2 separate regions of the Mus musculus genome follow, and region 2 is linked to region 1. The links are chromatin loops, found by intact Hi-C in ENCODE. Cell type or tissue: gastrocnemius. All regions are shown on one strand. Links, peaks and the distances in the headings refer to the core of each region. The heading gives the core; the rest is flanking DNA. Region 1 overlaps Fam126b (family with sequence similarity 126, member B). Region 2 overlaps Cflar (CASP8 and FADD-like apoptosis regulator).

Region 1 (15,796 bases), core at 7,517-15,516:
AAAGAGAAAATGCTGGTCAGCTCATTGCCCTCACTTCAGTCCAGAACCCCAGCTCAGGGTACCTCCCACATTCAGGGATTCTTCCCTTTTCAGTTAAACCTTTCTGGAAATACTCTCAAAAGACACATGCAAAAGTGTGTTTCCATAGTGCTTCTAAATCCAGTCAAATTGACAATTAATTACGACTAACCAGAACAGCTTTTTTCTCGGTGTTAAAGGCTAGCTGAGCCATTCATTTGAAGGGCATATTTTGGTATATTCCAAGAGTATCATTAATATGGAAAACTGCTAAATTGTCATACAGTTATTCTAATATGTGGCATAAATGTAACTTTTACTAAAGGACCTTGCTGACCAAGTGGAATAAACATGATGTTCTCAGCATAATCAACATGTGTGATATTCTATGGATGGGATCTTCAAAGATTGGGTAGTCTTGCCAGGTGTGGCTGTAATTTAATTACCTTTAAAGCAGAATTGCAAGTTTGAGACCAGCTTAAACTAGATAGTGCAAGACCCTGTCTCCGGAGGAAGAACAGTTCTTAGAGTCAAGCTAATTTGTTGGCTTCACTATTTACTAATTATGTGACTTTGGGAAAACAATTGACTCTCTCAGTGCTTGTTTTCTCATCTGTAGAATTGGGGTAATAGGTAGATTATGTAAAATGTCTGAAATAGCACCGGTGTGCTGACTAGTTTTATGTCAACTTCACATAAGCTAGAGTCATGGTAAGGAGTGACCCTCAATTAAGAAAATGCCTCCATAAGATTGGACTGTAGGGCCGGGCGTGGTGGCACACGCCTTTAATCCCAGCACTTGGGAGGCAGAGGGAGGCAAATTTCTGAGTTCGAGGCCAGCCTGGTCTACAGAGTGAGTTCCAGGACAACCAAGGCTACAGAGAGAAACCCTGTGTGTGTGTGTGTGTGGGGGGGGGGGGGATTGGACTGTAGGTAAACCTGTAGGGCATTTTTTAAAAATTAATGATTGATGTAGGATGGCCTGCCCCATTATGGGTGGGGCCACCCCTAAACAAGTAGTCCTGGGGTTATAAGTAGGCTGAGTAAGCCATGGGGAGCAAGCCAGTAAACAGCACCATCCTTGGCTTCTGCATCAGCTCCTGCCTCTAGGTTCCTACCTTGTTTGAGTTCCTAACTTGCCTTCTTTTAGTGATGAACAGTGATATGTAAAGCATAAGCCAAACAAACCCTTTCCTCCCCAACCTTTGGTCATAGTGTTTCACTATAACAATAGTAACCCTAATTAAGACACCAGTATAGCACATGTTATAAGATACTAAACTAAATATATAAATATATATAAACAAACATAAAATACTAAATATAAAAATAAACCCTATGATGATACACAATTTTTTCCCTTGGCTATTTGAAACAGGGTTTCTCTGTATAGCCCTGGCTGCCCTAGAACTAACTATGTATACTAGGCTGGCCTCAAACTCACAAATATCCATCTGCCTCTGCCTCCAGAGTGCTGGGATTAAAGGCCACCACCACCATCAGGCTAATGTACAAATCTGTAAGGAGAAAATTTAGGCTGAGCATATATAAAGCCTTAGAGGCTAGAGGGATAGCTCAGGGTTAGGAGCACTGACTGCTCTTCCAGAGGACTAGGTTCAATTCCCAGCACCCCATGCTGCATTAAAGTTTTCTGCCTTCTCGTTTAGAGATTGCATTGTGTATAATACCAAAGTAATTAAGGGCGGGGTCTTAAAATATTTGTATACCCATGTTCATAGTGACATCATTCACAATACCTAAAACTTGGAAGCAATTCAAGTACCCATTAACAGATGAATTGATTAGCAAGATGTAAAATGTTCTATACATGCACTGGAATATTATCTAGCCTTAACAAGGAAGGACATTTTGCAGTATTCTATAACAGGTATTAATTTTGAAGCTTTTATACTGAGACATTAACTGGTCACACAGAATACTGGTTCTTCTTGTATGTGGTACTTAGAGTGCTCAAAAACCAAGTAGACATACAGTAGAATGGTGGCTACTAGGGAATGAGTGAGGCCAGAGACAACATGGGAATATTGTTTAGTGGTTATAGAATTTAAGTTTCACAAAATGAAAAGACTATGAGGATAGATGGTGATGATTATACAACCTTATGAATACAATGTTAACATCACCCAACTGTACCCTTAGATAAGGGACTAAATTTTTATATACTGCAATAAAAATGGAGAGAAAAACACAAAAGGGATAATATCAATTTAGCTTACATATTTTGACCTTAAAAGCTTGTTTTGAATTGTGTCTGTTAACTAAATAAGAATGGGCATTTTTATAGAGGTTAAAATGCTATTAAAATCGAGAGATTACCTTTTTTGATTCCATTCTTTGAATACCAGCTTCTTTAAATGTTTGTTTAATGTTCAAATATTTATTCTAAATTTCAGCATATTTTCTTGGCATTTATTTTTTACACTTCGATTAATTCTGTGTCTATATTACTTAAATATACAGTATACTTGGCATGTTTATATAGGTCCTTCAGAATTGGATAGTACCTTCTAGATTCTTGGGAATGCCTGTGACCATCTCATCTCTAGGATTCTTCTCTGTTTCATTGAGTTAGGGTCTCTCATCGCTGAGAATGACCTTGAACTCTTGATTCTCCTGCCTCAATCTTCTAAACACAGCTTGGTCTCTAGATTTTCTTTTTAATCTTTTTGTTTGTCGAAACATTTGTTCCATTTGTTTTCCCAGTACTTAAGGAGCCATGATGTTTCTAAGGGGAAAAAAAAGTTCCCATTTTCAACAACTGCCTCTAGAAGATGGCTTTTGACATTGGCTCCAGCTCAGTACTAGGCAATGATAGCTTTGTAGGTGGGATCTTCCAGAAACTTGCCAATAGGTCATATGATTACATTTTCTGGGAATGAAGCCTTAAAGACACTTTAACCCCTTGTGTCCTTCAGTGGCTGCCCCCTGTGGTTTTCACTGTAATTATGGCTGTTTTGATTTCAGAGCTATTGTGGTAAAGGCAGATGGGGTACATATAAATTCTACCGAACTCTCTGGTTTTGACTAAGATTCACACCCCCATGTGTGGGTGATATGGATATGGTATATATGTATATAACTTGTATGATTTGTGAGACTATTGGTCCTTAACCTTCTCCCTTATTTGAAGCAGGGTCTCTTGCTGTTGATAGTTTCTATTCAAGCTGGAACTTTCTTGTCTCCAACACCCATCTCCCTTTAGGAATGTTAAGATTATAAACACACTTCTATTTACTCTATTTGAGATTGCAGATTCTGACTGTGAACTGTAGCCCTCAGACTTGCATGGCAAGCGCCCTAGACATCTCCACAGCTACTTTTTAGAATATATACTTCAAAGTTTGCTTTGGGCCAATTTCCACAATTGTGAAAAACTTTAGTCTGACAATGTTTCTAACACTTCATTGCTTTTATAGAGGCCAGGTCTTTGAAGCATTGCTCTGTTCTCACCACCACCATCTATGATTTCCATGTTCATGTATTCTAGAACAAGGAATAAGACGGGGTGTGTAGATTGATAGTAATGCAGACATCGGGCTAACGTTAGATTAGAAGCTCAGTAGTGAGAGGACTGTGACCCTTCCTTAGCTGTTTGCAGAGCACCCACTTTTTCTTGCATTTGCATGATAATAGGCTTGTTTAGCTCTTTATCTGTTATCTGGCAGTCTTGGTTAGGGAGCTTTCCATCTTCCTCTCTTGACTGGTGTCTTTGATGTACTAATCTCAGCCTTTGACTGAGGTTTTACTGGACCTTATTCTGCCCTATTTCTTGCCTCAGTACCATTTACATAATCTTTTCTTTCCTTGCTTGTATACGAAATGACTATTACTCTCTGTAGACATTGTGGATATAATAGTGAGTAAATACTTCTTCCCACATGTAGCTTGTGCTTATATTCTAATGGGACAAAATAGGTAGTAAATCATTGTAAAAATAACTTTTATTCTCCTGCTCTAGTTGTCATCTTGGAAGCTTACTGTCTCAGTCTGCTAAGCTAGGCCTAACCCTGGAAGCTTCTAGCCCCTGTACAATCTTATCTAGGCCTAGAATGGTTTCAGCCTGTGAAACTTACTGCTAGATAAACTCATCCTTTTTAGCTTTTTCTGAACTCTGGCTGGCCAGTTCTGGCTAAGAACTCCTCTCCATGCTGATGGATTCAATCTGGTTTCTCTCATTTTTTTTTTTTCCCTCAGTTGCTCTGCTTGTCTCATACTAATTTCGGCAATCTGTTCTGATCTTCTGGCATCTTCTCATTCTCTGGCCTATTCTGTCTTTGCCTGTGTCAAGCTTGTTCTCGCTCTACTACCTGTCTCTGCATCACTGTCTTAGTAAAACTCTCCTTTCCTCTCCTCTCTTTTTACTGCTCTCTCCTTCCTACTACTACTCCATACTTAGGATGGAGTCTGTAGTCTTTAACCAATCTGTAATCTGATTGGCGGAAAGGAGCACTTTTAAAGGCATTTTGTGAGTTATGAACCCTAATAATTTATAGAGTTCTTTTTCTGGATTCTGGTAGTTTCCTAACATACCCTAAATACTAGCTAGTTTTGTTGTGGCCATTAGCAGTGGATCCTCTGCATTTCTCTAGAGTGTTTGCTTTTTGGTTTTTGGTTTTGTTTTGTTTTGTTTTGTTTTTTTCTGGAGATTGTGTGACCTTGCTGTCTTCATTAGGGTTTTTCTGCTGTGAACAGACAACATGACCAAGGCAACTCTTATAAGGACAACATTTAATTGGGGCTAACTTACAGGTTCAGAGGCTCAGTCCATCATCATTAAGGCAGGGACATGGCAGCATCCAGGCAGGCATGCTGCATGCAGGAGAAGCTGAGAGTTCTACACCTTCATCTGAAGGCTGCTAGCAGAATACTGACTCCCAGGAAGTTAGGATGGGGGTCTTAAAGCCCACACCCACAGTGACACACTTACTCCATCAACGCCACACCTACTCCAACAGGGCCACACCTTCTAATAGTGCCACTCCCTGGGACGAGCATATACAAACCATCACACTTTCTTTAAATATTGTAAGCCTGTCAATTTTTCTGCAAATTTTAAAACTTTTATCTTTTTTTAGAGCTGAATTGTACTCATATATTTTTCCAGATTTTCCATTTATTCATTTGTTTGTTGATGGGTAAATAGGTTGATTTAAATTCTTTACTATAGTAAATGAACCAGCAAATTTGGGAGTGCCAATATCTCCATGGGAGATTATGGCATTCTCTGGGTATATGCCTAGGAATGAGAGAGCTGGATCATGTGGTAGTTCTATTTTTAATTTTTTGAGAAATATGCAAACTGATTTCCACAATGGCTGTGTTAGTTTGCACCTCCACTGCAGTAAGTGCTGTCAAGTTCATTGATGGCAGCTGGGATGAGGGGCTGTCTCAGTGTAGTTTAATTTGCATTTCCCTGCTGGCTAAGGATATTGAATGCTTTTTAAAAATAGTTGTTGGACATTTGTATTCTTTTAAAAAACTATTCAGTTAATTTGCCCATTTGTTGACTGACAATTTTAATTCTGTGGTATTAAATTTCTGTAATTCTTTGTAAGTTCTGGCTGTCAGCACCTTGCTGAAGTGTAGCTGGGCAAGATTTCCCCCCATTGTGTGGGCTGTCTGTTAACTCTGCTGATTGCATTCTCTGCTATGGAGGAACCTTTTATTGTTGAGCAGTCCCATCTGTTGATACTTGGGGTTAGTTCCTGTATGGTTGGTGTTCTTTTAAAAACTCCTAGCTAACCCAGTATCTTGAAGGGTATCTCCATGTTTTCTTAAAAAGTTCCAGTGTTTCTGGTCTTAGATTAAGATCTCTGACCAATTTTTAATTGATTTTGTGTACAAAGTGGATTATACAAATCTAATTTTATCTTCTGTAGGTATAAATCCAGTTTTATCAGCACCATTTGTTGGATAGGTTCTTTTTTTTCAAGAGTATAATTTTACCTTCTTTGTCAAAAATTAACTGGATTTAGCTTTGCTGTTTTATTTCCAGGTCTTCTATTCTAGTCTCGGTCTACTTGTCTATTCTTATGTCAGTACCAGTTTTCTTTATCATTGTAGCTCTATAGTAGGATTTGAGGTTGGGTTGTATAACACTGTCAGTAATGTTCTTGGTTCCATATGAATTCTTGTGTTTTCTCTAAAACTATGAAATAGGACATAGACATTTTGATAGCTATTTCATTGATTCTATAAATTTAGTAGTATAAACATTTTCATAATATTAATTCTGCCAACTCAGGAATGTGAACTCAACAATCTGGACCATAATCTTCTTTTTTCATAATATTTTTAATTTATATTACATCTCATCACAGTGCCCCCTCCCCCACCTCCCCATTTTCACCCTTAAAAATTCCTCCTGAAATTATCCCTTCCCCTTCTTCTTCCCCAGAGAAGAGGAAGCCCCCGCCTTGGTACCATCCCCACCCTGGGACATCTTCTCCTAGCAGGACTACACACCTCCTCTCTCACTGGAGGCCCAACTAGGCAGTCCCAGTAGGGGAAGGTGATCCAGTGGCAGGGGACAGAGACAGAAACAGCTCTCAATCCAGTTGTTAAAGGACTCACATGGAGACCAAGCTGCACATCTGTTACAAATGTGAGGGAGGCCTAGGTCCAGCCCCTGCATGCTCCTTGGTTCATGGGTAAGTCTCTGAGAGTCACCAAGGGCCCAGATTAGCTAATTCTATAGGTCTTCTTGTGGTGTCCTTGACCCCTCCAGCAGCAACGTTTGGTTGTGGGTCTCTGCATCCTTTTCTATCTGCTGCTGAATGAAACCTCTCAGAGTACAGTTATTGCTAGGCTTCTGTCTGCAAGCATAGCAGAGCAACATTAGTTGCTCTCTCTCATGGGATGGGTCTCAAGTTGGATCAATTATTGTTTAGCCATTCCCTCAGTCTTAGCTCCATCTTTATCTCTCTAGTTCTTATAGGTAGACAGATGTTGAGTTGAAGGTTTTGTGGGTTGATCTTTTCTTTTCTTTTCTTTTTCTTTGTTGGGGTGTGTGTGTGCAGATTTAAAAGAGTCCAGTTGCCATTGTCAATGCTTTTTGTTTATTTAAAAAAATGTTTGCCCAAGTTGGGCTTGATTGTGCATATCTGTAATTTCAGCACTTGGGAAGTTGAGGCAAGGAAAATTATAAGTTCAAGGCCACCTTGTTTACATAGTAAGATCCTGTCTTAAAAAAGAGGAAGGAGAGGATAGAATTTAAATTTGGTTATTTACACAAATATTTTGCTGTACATGCCCCACATATTTAGATCTGCATTCTAATTGGAATTTTCTTCTTTTTAAACATTTAATTAGAGGTGGGAGTTAGGAGATGCATGTATAGGTCTGAGCACAGCTTTTATGAGTCAGTTCTTACCCTATGCCTTGAGAGTTTCCAGGATCAAACTCCAGTCATTAGACTTGGCAGCAAGTGCTTTAACCCAGTGAACCATCTTGCTGGTCTCTGGAATTTACATTTGTGAACAGTATAAGGTTAAGGATCACAGTACATTGTTTTCCACAGAGAGAGCCAACTGACCTCTAAGATCTTTTTATTTAAAACTCTTCCAAGTGCATTGCACTATTATCTTTGTTATAAACAAGTAAACATGACTGTTTATAGAATCTCTTTTCCATTAGTTACTTAATTATTTAGTTTAGGAGTAGGAAATGGGTGGGTAGGTGAGGCTGTGGAGGCCTAAAGAAAACTCTAGTGAGAGAAAGAATGCATCACTATATGTTTCAAAGCTTAGAGTCAGTAGTTTTTTATATGGAAAAGATTTAACTTTATAAATTCTTTTTCAGCTGAATCTCCTGCAAATTATGTAATCTACCTAGTGTCTTAAAGATAATTAATGGATACTTGAAGCTAAAATTGAGGCTTTCATCTCCCAATTTTTTTTTCTTAGATGTGGTGAAGATACACAAGTACACTAGTTATTATAGAATGTTTTAGGGTCTATAATTATTCTTTAATGTTAGATGAGCTACAATGAGTAAGTAAATGTGCTTACTGACCAAGTGTCAAGGACCTGAGTTGAATGTAAAAAGCCAGGTGTTTCTGCCTGTGTCTGTAACCCCAGTGTGATGGGGATCAGGCAGGGAGCAATAGAGGTGGATGCTGCTCAATATCTTCCACATGATTGTTTGCAGGTGTGTGCAGCCTTACACATACACACACATGTACCATCAGCTCTTGCACACACCCACACGTACTGCACACACACACACACAAATGAAGAACTGTTTTATGAATTTGCCACTTAAATTTTTTTGTATCTGTTCTTGAGAATATTTTCTTACTATTTGGTTTTTTTAATTTTTTATAGAATTGGAGAATATTTAACTCTCAACAAATGAATTCCACACTTGAACTCTGCCGCATTCCTGTGCCACCTCCTCCTTTAGAAAACTGATCCTAAGACAGGTAAAATTATGACCTTAACTTAAAAAAAAAAAGATGAAGAATACATTTCCCATATGATTAAACATGTTAAGAATTTTTGGTAGTCTTTGGTAAGTAGCTTTATTTATTAAACAGTTTTATCTTACGTGATCACCTCTTTCTGTCTTTGAATTCAGTTTTGAATTATTTTAGTAATTACATTTAAGAAATATGTTATCTGAATTTTACTTTGATTTATTTCATTTATTCAGCATGATTGTGATATCAGGGTACATCTGGATAACTGTTGGCCAAAGCAAATTTTTGTGACTGACGACTGTGTTCTCTTTCTGTTATAATAATCACATGTAGATTCTGATTATTTGAGATATGGCAAATAAACTGCTCTTTCTAGTGTTTATTAATAATGTACAAATATGCAAAGTCAAAGCCAGGTGTTGTTTTATGCCTGTAATCCTACTACCTAGGAGGTAGAGACAGGATGATCAGGAGTTCAATTCAAGGTCATCCTTAGCAAGAGGGACTAGAAGAGAAAAAAGAGCCCAAATAAATACTTCTTCCCAATTCTATTTCGCTTTAACGCAAGGTCTTGCGCACACCCCGACAGTCCCACTGTTTTCATAGAAAACACATGCCAGGACAGGTCAAGAGGAGAATGGGGAGTAAGCAGAATCACTGAGTTGAATCTACCCAGGAAAACAGTTGGTTAGAATTCAGAAATGGCTGATAGGGCCATGTTAATGAAAGCCTTATACTATCAAAGTTCAAAATAGGGACAAAGAGCAAGAAAATTGCAAAGGCAGTGCTCCTGTTACATGGAGTCTGACGACCAGATCCAGCATCCTGACATATGTTTTATGAAGTCTCCAGAATGGGTGAGGGGGAGGGGGCTCAATGCCATCAGCCTTATACCCATACCAACTAAGGAATAGACATTATATAAATTCACCATCATAGAACGTACAACCACATGTCACACACTTTTCAACCTAATTGAGTTCTGACACTATGGTTGTATATGTATGCATTCCTTTACTATCTCCCCCGCCCCATGAGGAGTAATGAATTTGGCTGGGATGGTGTCCTAAGTTAAGAGTGTATAACTGTATGAGTCCACATTAGGAGAGCGAGATAACCAACATTAGGCTCTCCAGCATTAGAGAAAATACTAGAAATGAATTTGAAATACAGGACAGATTGCCTCATGAAGTGATGCTATCAGTAAAGACTTGTAAGGATACTAATGCTACCCAAAGTACATTCTGTTAGATCACAGACCCCTCTCTCTGTCTCATGTCTCTCAAAAATCCGGCCATGGCTCCTTATAGCTGACAGGCACCATGCTTATGGAGTCTAGAGCGTGTAGGTCTTGGGAAGCAAGGGGGGGATAAGTAAGCCACCCCCCTCCCCCCCCACACACACACACACGGAAGTTAGAAGGTAAATTTACCCAGTACTTGGCTTCTTGGCACATAGGCTATGCCAGTTTAAATTACACTAAACCTCTGGTCTTCCCTTCACAACCTAGAAGAGTCAGAGTACCTCCTTTGCTTGGAGTGTTTGCTTGGAGACTGTTTTTCTCCTTCAGCTCCCTATACACACAATAACAGCTGCCATAGTCTAAGTCTTAGACATATACTTGGAAATATCTTCATTGTCTTTCCCCAGGAGTTTGTTTGTTTGTTGTGAATGTTTGATAGGATTTGAGACAAGGTTTCTCTGTGTAGCCCACCTGAAACTATCTCTGTAGACCAGGCTGGCCTTGACCTCAGAAATCTATCTGTCTCTGCCTCCCAGTTGCTGGGGTTAAAGTAATGTGCCACCATGCCTGGCAATTTTTTTTTAATCAAGTTTAGAATTTGCAGGAACAGTTATTATTATCTCATGTGTTGCACTGGTAATTCTATAGCTTTTTTTTAAATCTAATTTTGATTTCCTTGAAACATTTGAGAGCATCTATTTTCTTTTTATTCATCATTGTTGTGTCCTTAGCATTTTATTCAACAATATTTCTAATATAGATAATAATTAACAATTATTACCCCTAGAATAAAAATGCGTCTTGAATTTTCAAAAACCTAAATAATTACATTATTATTATTTTAGAACTACTACTAGTAATAACAGCTAATGTGAAGGATATATGCCAATTGCTATTTTAAGAATTTGTGTGTTATTTATTCTTTTTTTTAAAGGTTTATTTATTATTATATATAAGTAGACTGTAGCTGTCTTCATACACCCCAGAAGAGGGCATCAGATCTCATTACGGGTGGTTGTGAGCCACCATGTGGTTGCTGGGATTTGAACTCACGACCTTTGGAAGAGCAGTCAGTGCTCTTACCTGCTGAGCCATCACTCCAGCCCCGGGTTATTTGTTCTTTAAATAAATAAATAAATAAATAAATAACCTCTCTTGTCAGCTAGGTATGCAGCATATGCCTTTCACCCTAGCACTGTAGAAGCAGAGGCAGGAGGATCACCATGAGTTAGAGGTCAGCCTGGTCTACACACTGAGTTTCGAGTTTCAAGCCAGCTAGGGCTTCCTAGTAAGCCTTTGTCTCAAAAAACCAAAACAGACAAAAACTAAAAAACTTTTGTCATAGATACTTCTATTGTCCTCATTTTATAAACAAGGAGTTTGAGATGACAGAGAAAAAACTCTTCCAAAAACACATATTTTATAGACCAAAATTCTCTTTAACCCATTAGACTGTATTGGTATTTCTGTTCTCACTGTATGGTGGGAACAAACTAGGCAGGCATCCTACCAACTGAGCCACAACCTAGCCCTAGTTTCCTTTTTCTGAAGTAGGGATTCATAGTTTTGCTTAGATCTCAGAGCAGTCGATACATGTACACTCTACTCTCCATAGCCTACCTACAAACATAAGTAAGTGAATAAATGTAAGACCCTTGTTTTATATCTCTTATATCGGGATTTTCATATTCAAATATTTAGTTTTTGTTGTTCATTATAAGACATTTCAAGCTGTAACAAAGTAGATAGAATAATATAATTAAGTTTGTGTACTGATTACTAAAATGGCTATCAGCTTAAGGTCAGTTGCATTTTATTTCCAATACAAGGGGCTGAAGAGATAACTCGGTGGTTAAGAGTGCATACTGCTCTTGCAGAGGACCTGAGTCTGATTCCTAACACCCACATCTGATGTGGCTCAGAACCACCTGTAACTCAAGTTCAAGGGAATCTGATGCCCCCTTGTGGCCTCTGCAGGTACTTATACTCACTGCACATATTCACAAAGAGACATGTGTACACATGTTTATAAATATTTGTATCTAATTCACTCCTTTCTTACCCTCTGCCCCAATTTTTATTCTTCTCTTATATATTACATCTCCAAAATTTTCCCTCTCTCCATTTCTCCCAGTCCATCCCTCCACCTCCCCTCTTCCAGATCCTCTCCTCCTCCATTTCCCTTCAAAACAAAACAAAAAAGTAGGCCTCCCCGGGAGAGTAGGCACAAACCCTCACATCACAGCTGGCCAAGGCAACCCAGGAGGAATAAAGTTGTCTCAAGCTCAGGCAAGAGTCAGAGATAACCCTTACTCCTGTAGGAGTCCACAAAACAAGCTACACAACCATAGCAATATGCAGAGGCCCAAGCTCAGGCCCATACAGGGTCCATGTTTGTCAATTCAGTCTCTGTGAGCCCCTACGAGCACTGCTTAGTTGATTCTGTGAGGCCATGTTTTTCAGGGGTGTCCTCCACCCCTCTGGTTCCTACAACCCTTCTCACTCTCCTGTGTTTTCTAGGTCCCACCTAATGTTTGACTCTGGGTCTCTGTATCTGTTCCTATCATTTGCTGGATGATGTTTCTCTAATGACAGTTTGGCTTGGCTCCAGTTTATGAATATAGCAGAATATCATTAGAAATCATTTCATTGCCCCCAGCCCCTGCCCTCCTTTTTGGTTCTATCCTGGATCTTTGGATATGTCTTGTCTCTGGAGGGCTCAAGAGGGGACCCATGAATCTCCCTGGGGAGGGGAAATTAAATAGATTTTTTGGGGTGGAGTGGGAGAGGGTGGGGAGTGGGGAACAGAGAAAGAGAGTACTAAGAGAGAATACTAGCATTGGGGGTAAGATGTAGAAACTTACTGCAGTTGGAACTCCCAGACTCTATGAGAGTGACCTCAAGAAGTCCCCTGGTCAAATGGATGTATCTGGAGGATATCATCCTGAGTGAGGTAACCCAATCACAAAAGAACTCACTTGATATGCACTCACTGATAAGTGGATATTAGTCCAGAAACTTAGAATATCCAAGATACAATTTGCAAAACACAAGAAAATCAAGAAGAAGGAAGACCAACACATAGATACTTCATTCCTTCTTAGAATAGGGAACAAAATACACATGGAAGGAGTTACAGAGACAAAGTTTGGAGCTGAGAGGAAAGGATGGACCATCCAGAGACTGCCCCACCCGGGGATCCATCCATAATCAGCCACCAAACGCAGACACTATTGCATATGCCAGCAAGATTTTGCTGAAAGGACCCTGATATAGCTGCCTCGTATGAGGCTATGCCAGTGCCTGGCAAATACAGAAGTGGATGCTCACAGTCATCTATTGGATGGAACACAGGGCCCCCAATGGAGGAGCTAGAGAAAGTACCCAAGGAGCTGAAGGGGTCTGCAACCCTATAGGTGGAACAACAGTATGAACTAACCAGTACCCCCAGAGCTCGTGTCTCTAGCTGCATATGTAGCAGAAGACGGCCTAGTCGGCCATCATTGGGAAGAGAGGCCCTTTGGCCTTGCAAACTTTATATGCCCCAGTACAGGGGAATGCCAGGGCCAAGAAGTGGAAGTGGGTGGGTAGGGGAGCAAGGTGTGTGTGGGGGGGGGGAGGGTATAGGGGACTTTCGGGATAGCATTTGAAATGTAAATGAAGAAAATATCTAATAAAAATTTGAAGAAAAAAAAAAGTCCCCTGGTAATAGAGGCAAACTGGCTATTTTCCATAACCAAGCAAGGCTCCCAGCAGTCTGACTGAGGCATCAAACCAGCCACAAAACCTTCAACCTACACAAATCTGTCCCACCTGTAAAATGTGCTGGGGTGATGGTGGTGTAGAACTTGCGGGAGTGGTCATGCAATGACTGGTTCAGGTTGAGACCCATGTCACTGCTTGGATGGCCTCTGCCCCTCTTTTATATGTCATTACTGAAACATTGTTTGAGTGAGGCTGTTCTTGTTTATTTTGTTTTTTTTTTTTTTTAAAGATTTATTTATTATATGTAAGTACACTGTAGCTGTCCTCAGACACTCCAGAAGAGGGCGCCAGATCTCATTACGGATGGTTGTGAGCCACCATGTGGTTGCTGGGATTTGAACTCCGGACCTTCGGAAGAACAGTCGGGTGCTCTTACCCACTGAGCCATCTCACCAGCCCTCTTGTTTATTTTGAATTACATTAATAAACACCATGATTAAAACCAACTTGGAAAAGAAAGGTTTTCTTCATCATACTCTTTACAGTTCCACCACTGAGGGAAACAAGGTAGGAATTCAAGGAAGGAGCTTGAAGCAGAAGCCCAAGAGGAGTGCTTGCTTGAAGTCTCCATTTAGCTACATTTTATATATATATACATACATACATACATACATACATATACACACACACACACACAAGTGGGCTGGAATCTCCTCCATCAATTAGCAGTTAAGAAAATGCCCCACAGATAACAGCCACAGGCCATTCTTCAGTTGAGGTTCCTTCTGTAGGAATCAAGTTGACAGTATGAGATATAGCATACCCAATGTCTTTACCACCCCGTTAGTGACTGAACCACTAGAGGATCCCCCATTACTTTAAGGTAAACCCCAAGCATTTCACCACCAAGCATTTAGTATGTGTCTCTAAGGACTTTTTAAAAAATCATTTGTGCCACTATCAAACATAAAAACAAACTTTGAGCCAGGCATGGTGGCACACATTTAATCCCAATACTCTGGAGGCAGAGGCAGGAGGATTTCTAAGTTTGAGGCTACCCTGGCCTACAGAGTTCCAAGACAGCCAAGTTCCAAGACAAGGTTTCTACACAGAAATATCTTGTCTCAAAAAAAGAAAAAGAGTCATATCTTTTGTTAGACTTGGTGACAAACCTTTATAATCCCATTTATAATCCTAGCACTTGGGAGGTAGATGCCAAGTTTCTGTGATTTGTTTGTCTTGGGGTGTTTGTTTGTCTGTTTATTTTGAGCCATGGTTTCTCTGTTTAGCCCTGGCAGTACTGGATTTTGCTTTCCAGGATCTCTATGATTTTGAGTCTACTCTGGTCTAAGTCATAAGTCCCAGGCTGCTAGGCAGAGATGCACAGTGAGACCCTGTCTTAAATTTTAAAAAGAAAAGAAAAGGAGCAGTACCTTTGATTTATTTATTTTTATTTTTTAAACTCATGATTCTCCTGCCTTTTCCTCCTGAGTGCTAACATGTGTAGGTCTCTGTCACTACGTTTGACCCTTAATTTTTTATATTAGTATTTATTTAAAATCTCATAATTTGTGATTCTCTCGTCTTTCTTTTCTTTTTTGTTTTTGTTTTTGTTTTTCTCTGAAACAGGGTTTCTCTGTATAGCCCTGTCTGTTCTGTAATTTACTCTGTAGATGATGGTAGCCTCAAACTCAGAGATCCTCCTGTCTCTGCCTCCCAAGTGCTGGGATTAAAGTTGTTTGTTGGCCTCCACCACCTGGTTTCCCTCATCTATCTTAATTTTAGATTTTACTTGGGCAAATCCTTCAGTATATATTAAGAGGTCTTGTTAGAAAATAATGACATATCTTACTCCTTTTCTTATTCTTTATTACATTATTACTTTATAGTGCCCCTGAAGTTTTGTGGAATTCTAAGTTAGAGGTTTTTTTTGTGGAATTTTAAATTAGAAATTTAGTTGGGGGTGGTAATAAGAGAGTGCAGCATGGGGAACTAGGATCAAGGTTCATCATATACATATATGGAAATGTCATAATAGAACCATTGTTTGTACAAGTAATACACATTACTACTTTTAAAATCTAGTGCGGAATTCAACAAACATAGAAAGGGCATCTTTTTAGTAAGAGAGTGTTTCAGTTATTTCATAGACAATCCTGCTTCTTCAGGTTCTATTTTCATTTGTCTTGGTTTTTTTCCTTATTCTTTCCTTTTGAATGACAAAGAAGATTGAAATACAGTGTATCTTATTTTTAATCCAAAATTAAATAGATAAGACTACCCTCAATAGCAAGCATTTAAATATTGAGCATGTATTTTTTTCCAGGCTTTTTTTAAAAAAGTAAGCTTTAATTGGAATTACAATTTACAGACTATTATTCAGTTTGGTT
Region 2 (15,796 bases), core at 3,255-11,254, 180 kb before region 1:
TTAAAGATGTGCAAACACCAAAGAGAAGACAGATTGTCATTAGGGGAGAGTCAGCTAACAGGTATGAAAGTCCTTTGAAACTCATCCTTTTAAATGCTCTGTGCATTGCTTAGCAAATAATCCAAACAATTGGCAGTACTCTGGCCCAGAGGCCAGAGTCTCCTTCCACAAAGACAGTGGAATTTTACTCTGAGAACACACCAGCTAGGGGACAAGCCACCTGATAACCCCATGCAAAGAGAGAAAGACTATAAAGGCCAATGCTACCCCTGTCCCTGGAGCACCGACTCTGAAATGTTGCACCCCTCCAAGCACACCCCCCCCAAGCCCTGCTGAGCCACCACTGAGGAGACTGAGAAAGCTAAGACAGCACCCGAGTCCTTGGAATTCAGCATTTGACTGACAGCTAAGCAACATTGTTATCCTTTGTAATTAGGGAGCAAATTTGAAAGGGCCAGTTAGTCCTATACTTGAACATTGTAGCTTCATTCCATTTACTAGAAGCTAGGGCAGTGATGGTTTCCTCCTTCTAATAAATATCCAAAATGTTTGCAGTCATCCCATTACCTCTGAAAACCAAGACCATCAGTGGGACCATGTCTGAAACCAGGCCAACACTGAACCCTACAGTGCATACGCTGTGCTTTTTCTATAATACGCACCTATATAAAGCTCAATTTATGTTAGGAGAATAAAATAAATATATTCAAAATATAAGCTGACTAATGTAAAGTAGTCATAAGCTGTGCTGAGTCTTTATTCATTCCCACCCCTGCCCCCCAAAGCAATTTGAACTGGGAAGGGAAAGTCTCTGTCCTGTCGAAGTCCATCGGACCAAGCATGGTGGTGATATCCATCTTGGATAAACATGTAGTAAAGGATAAAGGTAGAGGGCACAGAGCCCAGTGACTCACCTGCCTTGCTTCAGCTGCTGGGAGAGCTTCTGCAGATACACAGAGGATGAGCTGGAGGGCTTCTCCAAGTGAGATACGTCTGCTGTGCACAGGCTCCAAAAGATATCAGCTTCTGGGTGAGTTGTGCAGTGTCTGGGTTGCAGGGGCTTAGAGTCCACATTTTTTATTGATGGCCCATCTACCTCCAGGCTGCTATCTTCCAACTGGCTACCTAACGACTCATAGTTCTGAATAAAAAAGAGCTTTGGCTTCCCTCTGAGAGAAGGGCACGTGTCCCCCGTGAACATGTTCTTGACATGATCCAAGGAGAACCCTGAGTGAACTTGATCTCTGCCCATCATGCTTTGGGAGCCTCCTAGGCTCACCAGAACACATGCAAAGCTGTCATAGTCTTGATGTTGGGCCATACTTGCATATCGGCGAACAATCTGGGTTATGTCATGTGACTTGGGAAACAAGAAAAGCTGGATATGATAGCCCAGGGAAGTGAAGGTCTCTTGAAGATATTCTGCAGAAAAATAACAGAAAACAACACAGAAGTGAGAAGAACCAAGAGACATTGGGCATGACGCCTAATCTGGCCTGGTCGCCATTGCGCATGTGTTTCTACGTAAGGATACTCTGAGACCTCTGAAAGTAGAAGCAGCTAAACATGAAATGTGCAACTTTTGTGCCCCGAGTTTCTCATGAAGACACGTTCCCTGCAACACCACTTTCTCTGCCCACAGCCAAGACTGAACCCACCCAATGCCACTAAACCAAGAAAGAAGAAAACTGTTGTCAACCAAACTGTGTGGGAAGCCGCCCCCACATTCGCCGTCACAAGATGGCGCTGACAGCTGTGACACCCGAGCAGGTGAAGCCACTGGACAACTAACAAAGATCGTCCAGGGACCTCAGGAGTCCTTCTCAGATTTTGTGGCCAGAATGACAGAGGCAGGCTCTTGCAGCCTACAAGGTCTTATTGTCCACCCTGGAGTTATAGATCAAGATTATAAAGGGGAACTTCAGGTTCTCTGTTCTTGTCCTCAAGTTGTCTTTTCTATATCACAAGGGGACAGAATAGCTCAACTAATAATTTTGCCAAGCCTACATGGCTGTTTTTCCTTCCTCTGGTATTCCTCGAGCCGCCAGAGGGATCGGTTCTACTGAAAATGATTCTGATTACTTAATAATGCCTTTAGATTGTTGTCAAATTTTATCTACTCCTCATGTAGGGGTAAACCCTCGTGGCGTCAGGCCATTACAGGTCTGACAAATGGATGTCACGCATATTTCCTCCTTTGGGAGAAATCAATATTTACATGTTTCTATTGACACCTGCTCTGGTGTAATGTTTGCCACACCTTTAACAGGTGAAAAAGCCTCACATGTGATTCAACATTGTCTTGAGGCATGGAGTGCTTGGGGGAAACCCAAACTCCTTAAGACTGATAATGGACCAGCTTATACATCTCAAAAATTCCAGCAGTTCTGCCGTCAGATGGACGTGACCCACCTGACTGGACTTCCATACAACCCTCAAGGACAGGGTATTGTTGAGCGTGCGCATCGCACCCTCAAAGCCTATCTAATAAAACAGAAGAGGGGAATCGAGGAGGCTCTACCCCGAGTACCAAGAGTGTCTGTGTCTATGGCACTCTTTACACTCAATTTTTTAAATATTGATGCTCATGGCCATACTACGGCTAAACGTCATTGTTCAGAGCCAGATAGGCCCAATGAGATGGTTAAATGGAAAAATGTCCTTGATAATAAATGGTATGGCCCGGATCCTATTTTGATAAGATCCAGGGGAGCTATTTGTGCTTTCCCACAGAATGAAGACAACCCATTTTGGATACCAAAAAGACTCACCCGAAAAATCCAGACTGACCAAGGGAATACTGATGTCCCTCGTCTTGGTGATGTCCAGGGCGTCAATAATAAAGAGAGAGCAGCGTTGGGGGATAATGTCGACATTTCCACTCCCAATGCCGGTAATGTATAATGCTCAAGTATTCCCCTGCTTTTTTACCACTAACTAGGAACTGGGTTTGGCCTTGATTCAGACAGCCTTGGCTCTGTCTGGACAGGTCCAGACGACTGACACCATTAACACTTTGTCAGCCTCAGTGACTACAGTCATAGATAAACAGGCCTCAGCTAATGTCATGATACAGGGTGGTCTCATGCTGGTTAATCAACTCATAGATCTTGTCCAGGTACAACTAGATGTATTATGGCAAATAACTCAGCTGGGATGTGAACAAAAGTTTCCGGGATTGTCCATTACTTCCATTCAGTATGAGAAATTTACTAGGGCAGCTAATTTGTCAAAAAGTCTTTTTCAGTATATGTTACAGAATTGGACGGCTGAATTTGAACAGATCCTTCGGGAATTGAGACTTCAGGTCAACTCCACGCGCTTAGACCTGTCCCTGACCAAAGGATTACCCAATTGGATCTCCTCAGCATTTTCCTTCTTTAAAGAATGGGTGGGATTGATATTATTTAGAGATACACTTTGCTGTGGATTAGTGTTGCTTCTTTGGTTGGTCTGTAAGCTTAAGGCCCAAACTAGGAGAGACAAGGTGGCTATTGCCCAGGCACTTGCAGCTCTAGAACATGGTGCTTCCCCTGATTTATGGTTATCTATGCTTAAGCAATAGGTCGCTGGCCATTCAGCTCTTGCACCCCACAAGGCTAGTCTCATTGCACGGGATAGAGTGAGTGTGCTTCAGCAGCCCGAGAGAGAGCACTGCAGTAGAAGGGCTCTGCGGCATATATGAGCCTATTCTAGGGAGACATGTCATTTTTCAAGAAGGTTGAGTGTTCAAGTGTCCTTCCTCCAGGAAAAACAACACGGGACCAGACCAGGACCCCTCTAGGTGATGAGCCTGGAAGGAGGTTATGTGTACGGCTCCTTTACCTGCACACTGGGGATTTGACCTCTATCTCCACTCTCATTAATATGGGTGGCCTATTGCTCTTATTAATAGAAAAGGGGGAACTGTGGGAAGCCGCCCCCACATTCGCCGTCACAAGATGGCGCTGACAGCTGTGTTCTAAGTGGTAAACAAATAATCTGCGCATGTGCCAAGGGTATTTCTCCACCCCATGTACTCTGCCTTCTCCGTGGCAACAACTCGGCCATGGGCTGCAGCCAATCAGGGAGTGATACGTCCTAGGCGAAGGATAACTCTCCTAAATAGGGACGGGGTTTCGCTTTCGTTTTTTGGGCTTGGGGCTTGCACTCTTGCTCCTGAAGATGTAAGCAATAAAGTTTTGCCGCAGAAGATTCTGGTTTGTTGTGTTCTTCCTGGCCGGTCGTGAGAACGCGTGTAAGAAAACTGTAGTAGAAGGTTTGTTCTTCAAAAGGTTCTTTCCTCAAGGTACAGAGGAATGAGAAGTGTTTGCAGGGTGTAAATCCAGGTGTGCGTTTAAATGGCAGTCTGGGTTATGAATTCCCCCTCCCCTTGCTGTGGACTTATACAGAGGCCCTTAGATCTAAGTCGGGACTATTTCTAGATTGCCCAGTTTCACTCTTAGTCTAGGCATCCTGGGCTGCCTTTGCTGTGAAAGGAAGTACACGGTAGTAAGCCTGACAATCCTGCTTTCTAATCCTGCCCTTGGACTGCAGGGCCGTAAGAAAGGTGAGACTCCCTAGCTTTCGAGGAAGTGTTAACAGCCACCAACCAGAAAGAGTGCTGTGAGGATTAAACAATAGAAATAAAGACAATATAAGTAATGTTCAGTCTTATTCCATTGCCTAAAAGATTTTCCACATATTCTAGAAGTTTCTGTGGCTCTAGGTCCAATCAAGTCCACTTTTTTCTCATCTGTCCAGTTTGCCTTTACTAGGAGAATAAACACAGCCTCTTAAACCAATTCATACCTTTGATAATAAAATATAGACATTTCTTTCTCTTTCCCATTCAAAACTTCTACATCACCCACTGCTTTTCTGTTCTTTATCTGACAAATGCCTCTACCTCAAAATTTGCTGGGCAGGAAAGCTGCTCTGTCCTGAACCCAGAGACCCAGCAAGTGCCTCCCATTCAGACTGTTCATCTACCTCTCTGGACTTGTTCTTGCGTCCTGTCTCCAACGCCAACCCTTCTCCAGTGGTGTGGACTTTCCAGAAGTCTATCCTAAGTTTGCTCCAAACCGAACCACACAGTAACTACAGCAGTCTAGCTTCTACTGAGAGCAAGCGTCTGATATAAGACTGCCCAGAAAGGGATCAAGGGGAGAAAACGACTGAAGGTCACATGACTATTGAGTACCAGTTCTCAGCGCACTGTCCAAGTAGGATTCATATGAAGTGCAGATAGTCACAAACAAGCCAGACTCACAGCTTCAGCCTTCTTGCCCACCCAGCTTGGCCAACCACAAATAAACGATAAATGCGAGAGAGGAGAACCTCAGTTTGTATTCTAGGTGCCAGGTGAGAACAGAAGGACAAAATAAAGATGAGAAGGAAGACGGCTTTGCATGAGCAGTGATCTAGGAGGCAGGAAAGAACTGGCTTGAGTGTTTGAAATTGAATTTGCTCAGCCTATGAGTGGTGCCTGTGTATACATAGTATATACTAGAACTTTCCATGCCCTACACTGTACCAAGACAAGGTGGTTTTAAAATGTCTTACATGAGAGCTCAGGGGGCAGTGTCTTGGAGAGGGCCACATGTGGGACAACTGGAGCCTCTTGGCAAGATCCTTAGCTTTCCAGGCAGGCAACAAATGGCTCCTCCAACCCCAGTCAAGCCTTCAGTTAGCCCCAGCTGAGTGCCTCACCACAGACTCTAAGCCAGAAGAATCCCCAAAGTCCCGACCCACAAAAACCGTAAGCGATAATCAAGTGAATAGTTTGCTTCAGCCACTTAGTTGTCGAGTGATTTATATGCATTATTAGATAGATAATGCTCTCTCTTGTCAGTAAGAATGACCCAATCATCTCTACTCACGACTGTAGTTATACATACTCTTATCCTCTGCTGACCCACCCTCTCCTGGAAATTAGTTATATTCTCTAATGTTGAAAAAAAGATAGAAAAGTGCAGACACCATTAAGCTCACAACTAGCAAGCCTCTTATTAAGGAAATGGGGGCAGGGCACGGTTTTACAGGTTTGCTGATTACCTGTTAGATTCCTCTTTCTCCTTCTACGATCTGGGTGGTAGAAATGATCGACCACACTGACCCACCCTAGCCGTCGCCCTGGGGTGCGAGCAAGGTTTAAAGTGCAGAACTATACCCAGGTTAGGTCCAAGACAGGAAAGCGAGAGAAGCTACCTTAGGACTTTAACCACTCGGCAGGAATAGAGACAGCCTAAAGAAACGCATGTGCCCCTGCCTGTGCCAGACAGTTGAAACAACGGACCCGAGATATTATAATTACCCCCGGAATCTCATGCAGGGAGGAGGAAAGAGCTGAAGCTTGGTGACTGGTCGGACAGATTTGCAGGAGAGCCTCGAACACAGGCAACGGTGATGAGCTGGACCCGACCTTTCCTAGGTCAGCTTCATTATGCAAACCTCCTGCCTTCTACTTAAACCTAACTCATGGATTACGGGTTACCGAACCTCTTTTTCCTCTTCCCAGTGTGGCCATACGAACTAAATCTCTGTTTTCTGCTTTTCACTGTTATTGTGTTTTTAACTGGTCTACTGCAGATAATTAGTTAGCACCACAAGACTAGCAGGTTAACAGGATCGCAGCCCCACTGCTAGCTCCTTTCTCTTGCTATGGCGTATTCTCTCCGCTAGGGAGCAGAAGTAACCAAGGAAATGCAGGTTCCAATGCACTGGCTGGCCAGCTTCAAAACTCTCTTCACTGGTAAAGCCTTGGTGGAAAGCCCAGCCAGCCCTCTTGCCCAGGCTGATGCGCTCGGGTAGAGCAAAGGCTGCTCTACCTTCCTTTTCCTCGGGTTCAGTGGCTCAGCTTCCGCCTCAGAGGGGCTAAGTGTAGGATAAGCACGCAAAATCTAACGCAGAAAATGTTTCCCAAAAGCAAGAGGGGAAAGGCAAAGGTCCCACATGCCACAACCACCACCAAGAAAAATCCGAAATCTGTATGGGGCTTGGGACAAAACAGAGCAATCCTCCGATATGGCAAGGCAAGTCAGTCAGCAGCCTGTTGTGGGCCATCACCGCTGACATTTCCTCTATTGGATGGCAAGACCAGGTAGGCACAGATGCCAGCTGGAGCAGTACATCAACATTCCTTTCCTCCGTGAGCCAGCAAAGACAAGCATGTAGCACTGTCTGATTTATACACTGTAAGGAATGGGGAGGGGGAACGTGTAACTTTGAGTAAGTGAGAGCCTCCATTTGTTCATCTGTGAAATGGGCATAATTCTAACACCTAAACCAAAACGGCAGAACCCAGCGGGGTTTCTGTAAAGATACTTCCAAACTGCATTTATTCAAACATAAATGATTAATTCTAAAGGAGATGAAGGCGGCATATCAACCCGTAAATCAGAGACCCTGCCAGGCATCTTCTTCCTAACTGCTTATGACTTGGATGCAAGTCTCCTTATTCTAAATTAAAACGATCTTAGGGTGGACAGACTCTGTGCTCCATGTATGGCTTAGCTACCATACCAGTGCTTACAAATACAGGAAGAAACAGTTGGGTGTCGGTTTTATAAAATAAAACGTTAACAAAATACAGAAGCACCGCGTCTCCTTCTCCCACCCTGGACAACCCATGCCCAGCCCAGCTGCAGCTTGGCAGCTACAACTGCTTCTTAGAAACCACGGATGCTCTGCAGTTGGCACAAGGCTGCCAGGAGCCAATCACAGGCTCAGGAAAATGCCTGGGCCTTGCTCATCTAGAATTCATTCATTTACGCATTTAGAATTCATTTTGAGTTATATAAGCAGATTTATCTTAGCACCTTCTAAATAAATACATGGAATAAATAAGAGGCAATGTCTGGCCAGCCTATTTACAATCAGTTACTGGGTGCCCTTCATAAGTCAAGATACGGTGAATAGGTGAAACCCAAAGTGGGCAGGATATCCTAGGTGGGGAAGGGAAGGAGGACAAGGCCAACGTGGATTTCGGAGTGTGTGCTCATACAGAGGTTACAGGTCAGCCTTGGGCTCCCTCCTGCCATCTGTGTGAGAAGATCTCTTTGCTGTTCTGTCCTGTGTCTGTCAGACTAGGCTGGCTCATGCACTTCCAGAGGCTCTCTCATCTCTTCATAGGAGGGCTGGAACTACAGGCAACACATGCTGCCCTTTATTTGGGATCAAGAGATTTGAACTCAGGTCTACACATTTGTAAGCATGCACCTTTACCCATTGAGCAATCTAATCCTAAAATAAGTTCTTCCTTCCTTCCTTCCTTCCTTCCTTCCTTCCTTCCTTCCTTCCTTCCTTCTTTCCTTCCTCCCTTTCTTTCTTTCTTTCTTTCTTTCTTTCTCCTTCTTTCTTTCCTTCCTTTCCATTTTTAGGCTTGAGGACAATTCAATTTTTATTTAAAAAAAGAAACAAACAAACAAACAAACAAACAAAACAGGGTGAGGAAGCTATAAAACTCAGCAGCTACCAGGAAGAGAAGAATAGGGAAGAAAATGAAAATTGCCATGCCATTTGAGCCAACAGGGAAGTCTGACACATGACAGAAAGCAGCCACCTGGTGTTTGTGGCTTTTCTATGGGAGGCTAGATGCATACACTCTGTACCTGGGAGGAACAAACTACTGTAGCCCCCAAACTTGAGTTTTACTAAGCTTCCCTTATTGTCTTACTAGAATCTATGACAAGAGACACGGACCAAGCACACAGCTCGCTGCAGATGAAGGTAACACATGTGTACACATGTGTGACTGGATGTCTCATCATTTAGTGGGGTCACAGGACAAATAATCACTCACCGAAACAAAGGGCAGTGTGATCTCGGACACTGGAGCGTTGCGGGAGAAGTTGTAACTTAAGCCAGAGTCTGAAAAACCAGGGCAAAGGAGAGGAAAGTCCCTCACACAAGCCGCTGACAGGGCAGATGTTGGTGAGGAAAGGCATAGCTGGGGCAACAGCTGGGTGGGAGCAGGGCCATCTGGCACATATCCAACTCTGCATTTGGTCACCTAGGCCAGCTAAGGCCTCACTGCTTCAAGCACACACTCGAAGAAAGCTACAAACCATCTTTTAAGAATCTATATTGCTGGGCAGTGGTGGTGCACGCCTTAAATCCCAGCACTCAGGAGGCAGAGGCAAACAGATCTCTCTGAATTCAAGGCTAGCCTGTTCTACAGAGTAAGTTCATTTCCGGATAGCCAGAGCTACATAGAGAAACCCTGTCTCAATAATAATAATAATGATGATAATAATAATAAATCTTTATTATGCAAAGTTGATTACTGGTAATTCTTTCCAGATGATATTGTATCAGGAGAAAATAATACCAATGCTATATAACCCAAAACAGTTTTCTGGTATGCCCAAGACAGCCAGGACTCAGACCCATGACCCCTCACCCAGAGCGCTAGGACCTCAAACATTCAACAACCTTAGGGTCGTTTCTGCCAAGTCATTTTCTTGGAAAGACTCTCAGGAGAGGAAGACTCCTATCCCATATCATGTAAATATCCATTTGGTTTGCAACCTAAGTATTAACATACCTGTCAAAGGGGCTACCCTGAACATGTACATGTAGCACACTACCTTTTTAAACTCTAAAATACAAGGGCCTCCAACAAGGGCCCATAGACCCACACTTCTTAAATACACCCTAGGTTTAGGCCTGGTGAAGTGAGGGCCTTAAAGAGAAATTTCATTAATAATGTTAAGCTTTGGGGCTGGAGAGATGGCTCAGCAGTAGAGGGCACTGACTGCTCTTCCAGAGGACCCAGGTTCAAATCCCAGCAATCACATGTCAGCTCACAACTACCACGAGCTGACTCCCTCACATACACAAGCACACAGGCAAAACACCAATGCACATAAAATGAAAATAAATTATTTTTAAAAATAATATTAAGCTTTTAAGCAAATAGCTGCTTGAGTCCAGAGGATAGACATGTCCAGAAAACAAAGAGTACCTCATCCCACACTCCTGTTCCCAGGAAGAAGCCATTCTCAGGGCACTGATCACATGAGAACCAGGAGGGGCCCGAATGGTTTGTCTACCATTCCTCTGAACACAACTTCCCTCTACTATTGTGGGTGTCACTTGCCCCTTTTCTTCATGAGCAGAGACCAATCCTAATGAGCGCCCTACTTCCCCGTGCACAAATGTTCTTATTATATAAATGTGACTACAAGAAAATAATGTGTATTCAAGGTTCCACTTGTTCCGTTAGAAGGAGAAAAAAAAAAAAAACACATAAGGAGGCATGGAGCAACCCCTAGCCTGTCAGTGTAAGAAGAGGAAGTCTCTTCACATGACACTACAGTGGAAACTGCAAAGTCTGCTACCAAATGTGTGTCTTAGTCAGTTAAAGATAACAAAGATATCAGAAGCGGCAGCAGAGGAGAAAATACTTCCTCTAAAAAACTTGCAAGTGTTCTCTCTGTCTGTCTGTCTGTCTGTCTGTCTGTCTGTCTGTCTTCACAGAGGGACTGGGACCTCTCAGCCGCCAAAGCAAAACAAAGCGATTTGAACAAACCCATACCGTCTCGTCTCTTATCTGCAGATTAGCCACCTGAGCTGGGAGAGTCCATAAGTGACTCTAAGCCAGCAGCTTGTTTTATTCTCAAAGGCGCATGAGTCAAGAGACCCCTGACTCTCAGAGAGAAGGAGCAGCTGACGTGCCCTTCTCTGTAGGGCCAGGTCCCCTCTAGTCACACACTCCATCTCCAGGATGTTAACCTCGAAAGGACTACACTGACATTAGCTTACATTTCATTCCAGACACTGTCCTGTGTCCTTTATGAGTATAATCTCACTCTCCCAACCATCACATAAAGGAAGTTCTGTTAGGAAGTCACGTTTTAGCAGAGACACTGAGCCCGCACATCACAAGCTAAGATAGACAGCAAAGCCATGATTAAAATCCGGGCAATCACTGCCAGGGCCCAACTCTGCTGCTCTCCTACAGTGGGAGAAGTACAGCTATGCACACATAGACATACAGCTGCCCATAACTCAGGAACAGACGTCCAACACAGGCCCTGGGTGTTAGTCATGAATAGCTGAGGCTTGATGACTCATGGCAGGTTGTGACTTGATCTTTATGAGTCTCATAAACACGGGTACAACACAGAAAGCTCTGTACTTCAGACATTTCCTGATGATGAAGGAAGCAAGGCCAACTACAATCAAAAGTAAAAGAACAATCCCACAATGTCCTTTAGAACAGTCAGTGACTCAGTGAGGAGCTATTTCCTCATTTGTCTACTGATGCTAATAGCTAAAATGGCATCTTAAGGGTTAGGGTTACTATTGCTGTAAAGAGATGCCATGACCAAGGCTACTCTTATAAAAGAAGAATTTAATTGGAGGTTTGCTTACAGTTTCAGAGGGTTAGTCCATTATCATCATGGCAGGAAGCAGACAGGCATGGTGCTGGAGCAATAGCTGAGAGCTTTATATCCTGATCCACAGGCAGCAGACTGGGCCTGGTGTGGGCTTTTGAAATCTCAAAGCCCTGCCCCTCAATTACACACCTCCTCCAACGAGGTCACACGTACTCCAGCAAGGCTTCACCTACTAATCCTTCACAAATGGTTTTTCAACAGAGGACTGAACATAAATATATGAGCCGATGGGGGTCGTTCTCATTCAAACCATCACAAATGGAAAGGACTCTTCTCTATAGCGAAGAGACACATTTCTCATGTACCAAAATAGGACATGAGAAAGTGGGATTGTAGCTGAAATCTTGGGAAATCCAATTTCATATTTGCTAATCCGCCCTTCTCTTAGATTGTCTTTGTACAGACCTCCCTTTGGTAATATTTGAAGTGAGGCATCTCTCTGACTGATGCTAAGGAGTGTTGAGAGACATGAAAGTCGTGAACTACAGTGATCACTCATCTGAAGGAAGGGAGAGGTGATTAAATGCAGCCGTATCCCAGGCATCTAGGCTTGCCTCGTTCAGTCTGCACCAGACATCCAACACCTGAGCCAAACAACCGGGTCCAAACAATGAAGGCTCACAGGTAGATCAAACAGAGAGGAGATCTTAGTCACATGTGGTTCAAACACTAGCCACACCCCTACGTTAACACAGACACCATGTTTTTAATAGCCCCAAGGAAGGCTTTCATGGTCTATCCAGGTGAAGTGAAACATCTGACAATATTAGAAACCAGAATGCCTTGCATTATAAATGTCCCTTGCAGACCAGGACCACCCTTAGCCACATTATCCAGGATGCACAGATAAGACACACAAAGACACACCAACTTCCACAACTTAAAGCTAGTGTTGTGCTCCCGAAGTTCATCTCGTGTTCCTCCTAACCCATAACTCAACTGATTTATCTATGTCTGTTGTCGTTAGCCCAAGCCATGTAAGTAATGACCAATAGGAAGTGGGTAGAGATGAGGTGCATCCTTCTCAGGCCTTTCTCTAAAATCTGTGATGAGATCCGCTACACAGTCTCTACTCCCTCATCTGTCAGTCAGTCAAATACAGAGGACTCTACAGACTCCAAGGCATCAAAGGACGACAGGACCCCTGGCTGACCCTATGACATAACAAGCTCCCTTAGCCCGATCCACACTAGACAATGACATGGTTGAAAAGCAAGCACCATAGTAGAGTGTACTTTGTTACTGCAGTTGGTATCTGCCATGTTGACAGATCCACCTTGCTTGGTCATGATCATGCTGTAGGGAGTGGATCCCGGGGTTCTACACTTACTTGTGTCGTTGCCAATACAATCAATGATCAAGCAGATTCCTAGGGGCTTGCTCTGCATCCTGTAAGTCTCTTCACGGATGTGCTAGAAAGAAAGGCAGGGATTAGAGATGCTGGATACTTCTCTGAGACTTATCCATTCTTCTTCTCGTTTGTTTTAAACATTCCCTTTGGCAGGTGAATCACTCAATAGACACAGCCTAAAGTCATCACGGCTGACAGTTCCCAGTAATGTCAATTTTTTCCTCTGTCACAGTAATGAGTTTAAGACAAATAGCTATTCCAACTCTTACTTAATTTGAATGAGAAGTATAATTTATTTTACATGTGTCTTAGCTTTGCAGAATAAAGATAATTTGAAAGAGAGAAGATGGGTCACATGCCCTTGTAGAAGCCTGAAGTAGCACCAAGAATCAACTTTCTAAGCCAGCACAAATGGAGGCTTTCCACTGCTTCCTCTGCAGAGGCTCCACCCGGGCAAAAGCCAGGGCTTGACACAGTTCAGCCGCCACTCAGAACTTCCCTGCATCCCAAAGCTCATTCAAGCCTTCCCCTTGAACATAATTTTTCTTTGTTATATTCAAGGTTCCTGTTCACTGAGTTCTCAGGAGAATTATGCACAGGCACCAAGTTGTCACAAAGAATTTTAAAGAACAGTTTTTGTTTGCTTTGTAAGACGTCAGTGTACTAGTATATACCCTTGCATGCAATACCAAATCAGAGAATTTATTCTTTACCGGAGGTAAAAAAGCTCCTGATTCCTGGATGGATGTCTTCACCAGTGTTCCTGAGGGATGGGAGAGAGAGAGTCATTTACAAAGTAGAACTAAGCCCACACCCAGGCTGGCTGAGTTCTTTTTATCATGACGTTTTGTTTGCCCGTTTCTTTAGCTTCCTATTCTTTCTCCAGCTAGACTCAGTCCAAAGTTCCAACCTCACACAGAAGAGCCTGACCCAAAGGGAAACTCAAGAGCCCTGTTATTCCAGGACTATGTAGAAAAACCATGACATGCAGGTGACAGTCGTAGCCCTCTTCCAGGGGACCACCAGGTGGCTGGTGAGTTTTTAACCTGATAAGGAGAATTCAAAAATGTCACTTCTCTATGGTTTTCCTACATGGGCCAAAACTCTGGATGACACCTAAAGGAAAGAGCGTTGGAGTGTGCAGGAGAGAGGCTCATGTGTGTGTGCTCTGTACCGAACAGATGGCCCATGTTTTCATAGTTCAGTGATGCTGGGAGCCGATAAAATAAAATGTCAGCAGCAAGACATAGCTCAGCAAGCCTGGCAAGTGCTGGAGCCCACAGCAAATTCTGCCCCACAACAATGACTCACTTTAGCCCGCACAAGTGGGAGAAGCACTGGGTTCCGAAGCCACAAAAGGGCTGGCTCACACCTCAGTGCTGAAGAGCTGTCATCTCATTAGCTCATTCCGTCTCTGGGCCAAGACTGCTGCGAAATGAGAAATGGTGTCTAAAGATAGAGGGGGCAGGGGGGCCTTACCAGCATCTGAAACATTTGGGGAAATGAATTGGGTTGTTTGATTTTGTTTCAGAGGTGGGCTCTTGATATGTAGCCTAGGCTAGCCTCCAACCTGTTCTCCTGCCTCCACTAATGAGTGCTGGGGTTACCATCCTGTGCTACCACACTAAGCTTTGAACTAGTCTCTTCCTGTCCCTGTCCCTATCCTACCCCTGCCCTCTCCCTCCCCATCTCCTTCTCTGTACATTTGTGCATTTGCATGCTTGTGAGCAGGTGCAAAGCAACCCTGCTTCCACTCATGGAGGCCAGAGGTAATGGTAAGAGTCTTTCTAATCACTTTTCTTTTCTTTCCTTTTCTTTCTTTCCTTTTCTTTTCTTCTCTTCTCTTCTTCTTCTTCTTCTTCTTCTTCTTCTTCTTCTTCTTCTTCTTCTTCTTCTTCTTTTCTTCTTCTTCTCCTCCTCCTCCTCTTCCTCCTCCCTTCCCCTCCTCCTCCTCCGTCTTCATTTTTTTTTTTTTTTTACAGAATCTCTTACTAGACCCAAAACTTAATTCATATAGGCTGGCCGGCCAGCAAGGCCCAAGGATCCCCCTGTTTCTGTCTCCCCGGTGCTGGGATTACGGGCATGCACCATCGTATCCAGCTTTTACTGTAGGTGCTGGAGATTAAACTCAGGTCCTCATGTTTGTGTGGAAAGCGTTTCACCAAAGAGCATCTCCTTGGCCACTGAGATGAGCTTTCCAAGGGGCAACTAGCAATATCCTTTAAGACAAATTGTGCTTTTAGAAGTTTGGTTGGTTGGTTTTGGTTTTGCTTTGGGTTTGGGGGGGTGGGGTGAGGGCTTTTTTGTTTTGTTTTGTTTTGTTTGTTTTGTTTTATTTTTAGGTTTTCCAAAACAGGGTTTCTCTGTGTAGCCCTGGCTGTCCTGGAACTCACTCTGTAGACCAGGCTGGCCTCCAACTCAGAGATCTGCCTGCCTCTGGCCCCTGAGTGTTGGGATTAAAGGCGTGTGCTACCACCATCCAGCACTTTTACAGTTTTAAGGAAACAATAAATCCTAAATTTAGAAAAATGTGTTTCAAAAACATCTATCGACCAACTGCTTACACTGGCCCAGGCTAGGAAAAACCTAAACGCCCAAACATAAAATTGATTACGTCAACAGTGATACATGTGATTACATACTTTACAATGTTTAAAAGGCTAAGAGTAACTGTTATGCATTTGACACACCCATGCAACATATGTATATTAAAATGGATGATTAAATAACATGGACTTAATACAGAATAACGTACATAAACACTTCTTGTCACTGTCCCCTAAAAAATAAGTATAAAGGCTATAGCATTTCCATTGTACAAAGCAGTGTAAGTCATCTAGAGATGGCTTAAGTGTAGGAGTGCATGTGGACAGGTTATATGCAAATGCTGTATCCTGCTGTATAAGAGACTTGAGTATCCGCAAACTGTGGTACCCACAGGGCATCCTGGAGTAAGTCACCTACAGACACTAAGGGACAAGTGAATGTACTCCGGGTTAAAGATGAAGAGGTTTAAATCAACCACTGTAGGATTGATAGGCGAGCACTCGACCATCATGTG

Evidence for each region. A loop is a pair of places that touch in the nucleus more often than their neighbours do. Peaks named below come from ENCODE experiments on the same cell type or tissue, not always from the same donor. Only the 100,000 strongest peaks of a DNase experiment are listed, where the experiment ranks them.
Region 2: a loop joins it to region 1, with 6 times the contacts of the local background. A loop is called at or near these places in 5 of 42 quality-filtered maps.

Annotation. Positions count from the first base shown.
Region 1 is chr1:58,558,522-58,574,317 of GRCm38, reverse strand. Fam126b (family with sequence similarity 126, member B) reads left to right here. Exons shown (of 13, transcript NM_001310598.1): 2 at 8,364-8,461. Among named protein-coding and RNA genes, the nearest start is that of Fam126b, 20 kb to the left of the region's middle. In gastrocnemius, for the core only: CTCF peaks have their summits at 11,658 (motif pointing left) and 13,714 (motif pointing right); a DNase peak (open chromatin) is centred at 11,666.
Region 2 is chr1:58,737,965-58,753,760 of GRCm38, reverse strand. It overlaps Cflar (CASP8 and FADD-like apoptosis regulator), which reads right to left. Exons shown (of 10, transcript NM_207653.6): 7 at 13,449-13,498; 8 at 12,715-12,796; 9 at 915-1,422. Among named protein-coding and RNA genes, the nearest start is that of Cflar, 33 kb to the right of the region's middle. In gastrocnemius, for the core only: a CTCF peak has its summit at 6,647; DNase peaks (open chromatin) are centred at 6,711 and 8,962; H3K27ac peaks cover 3,625 bases.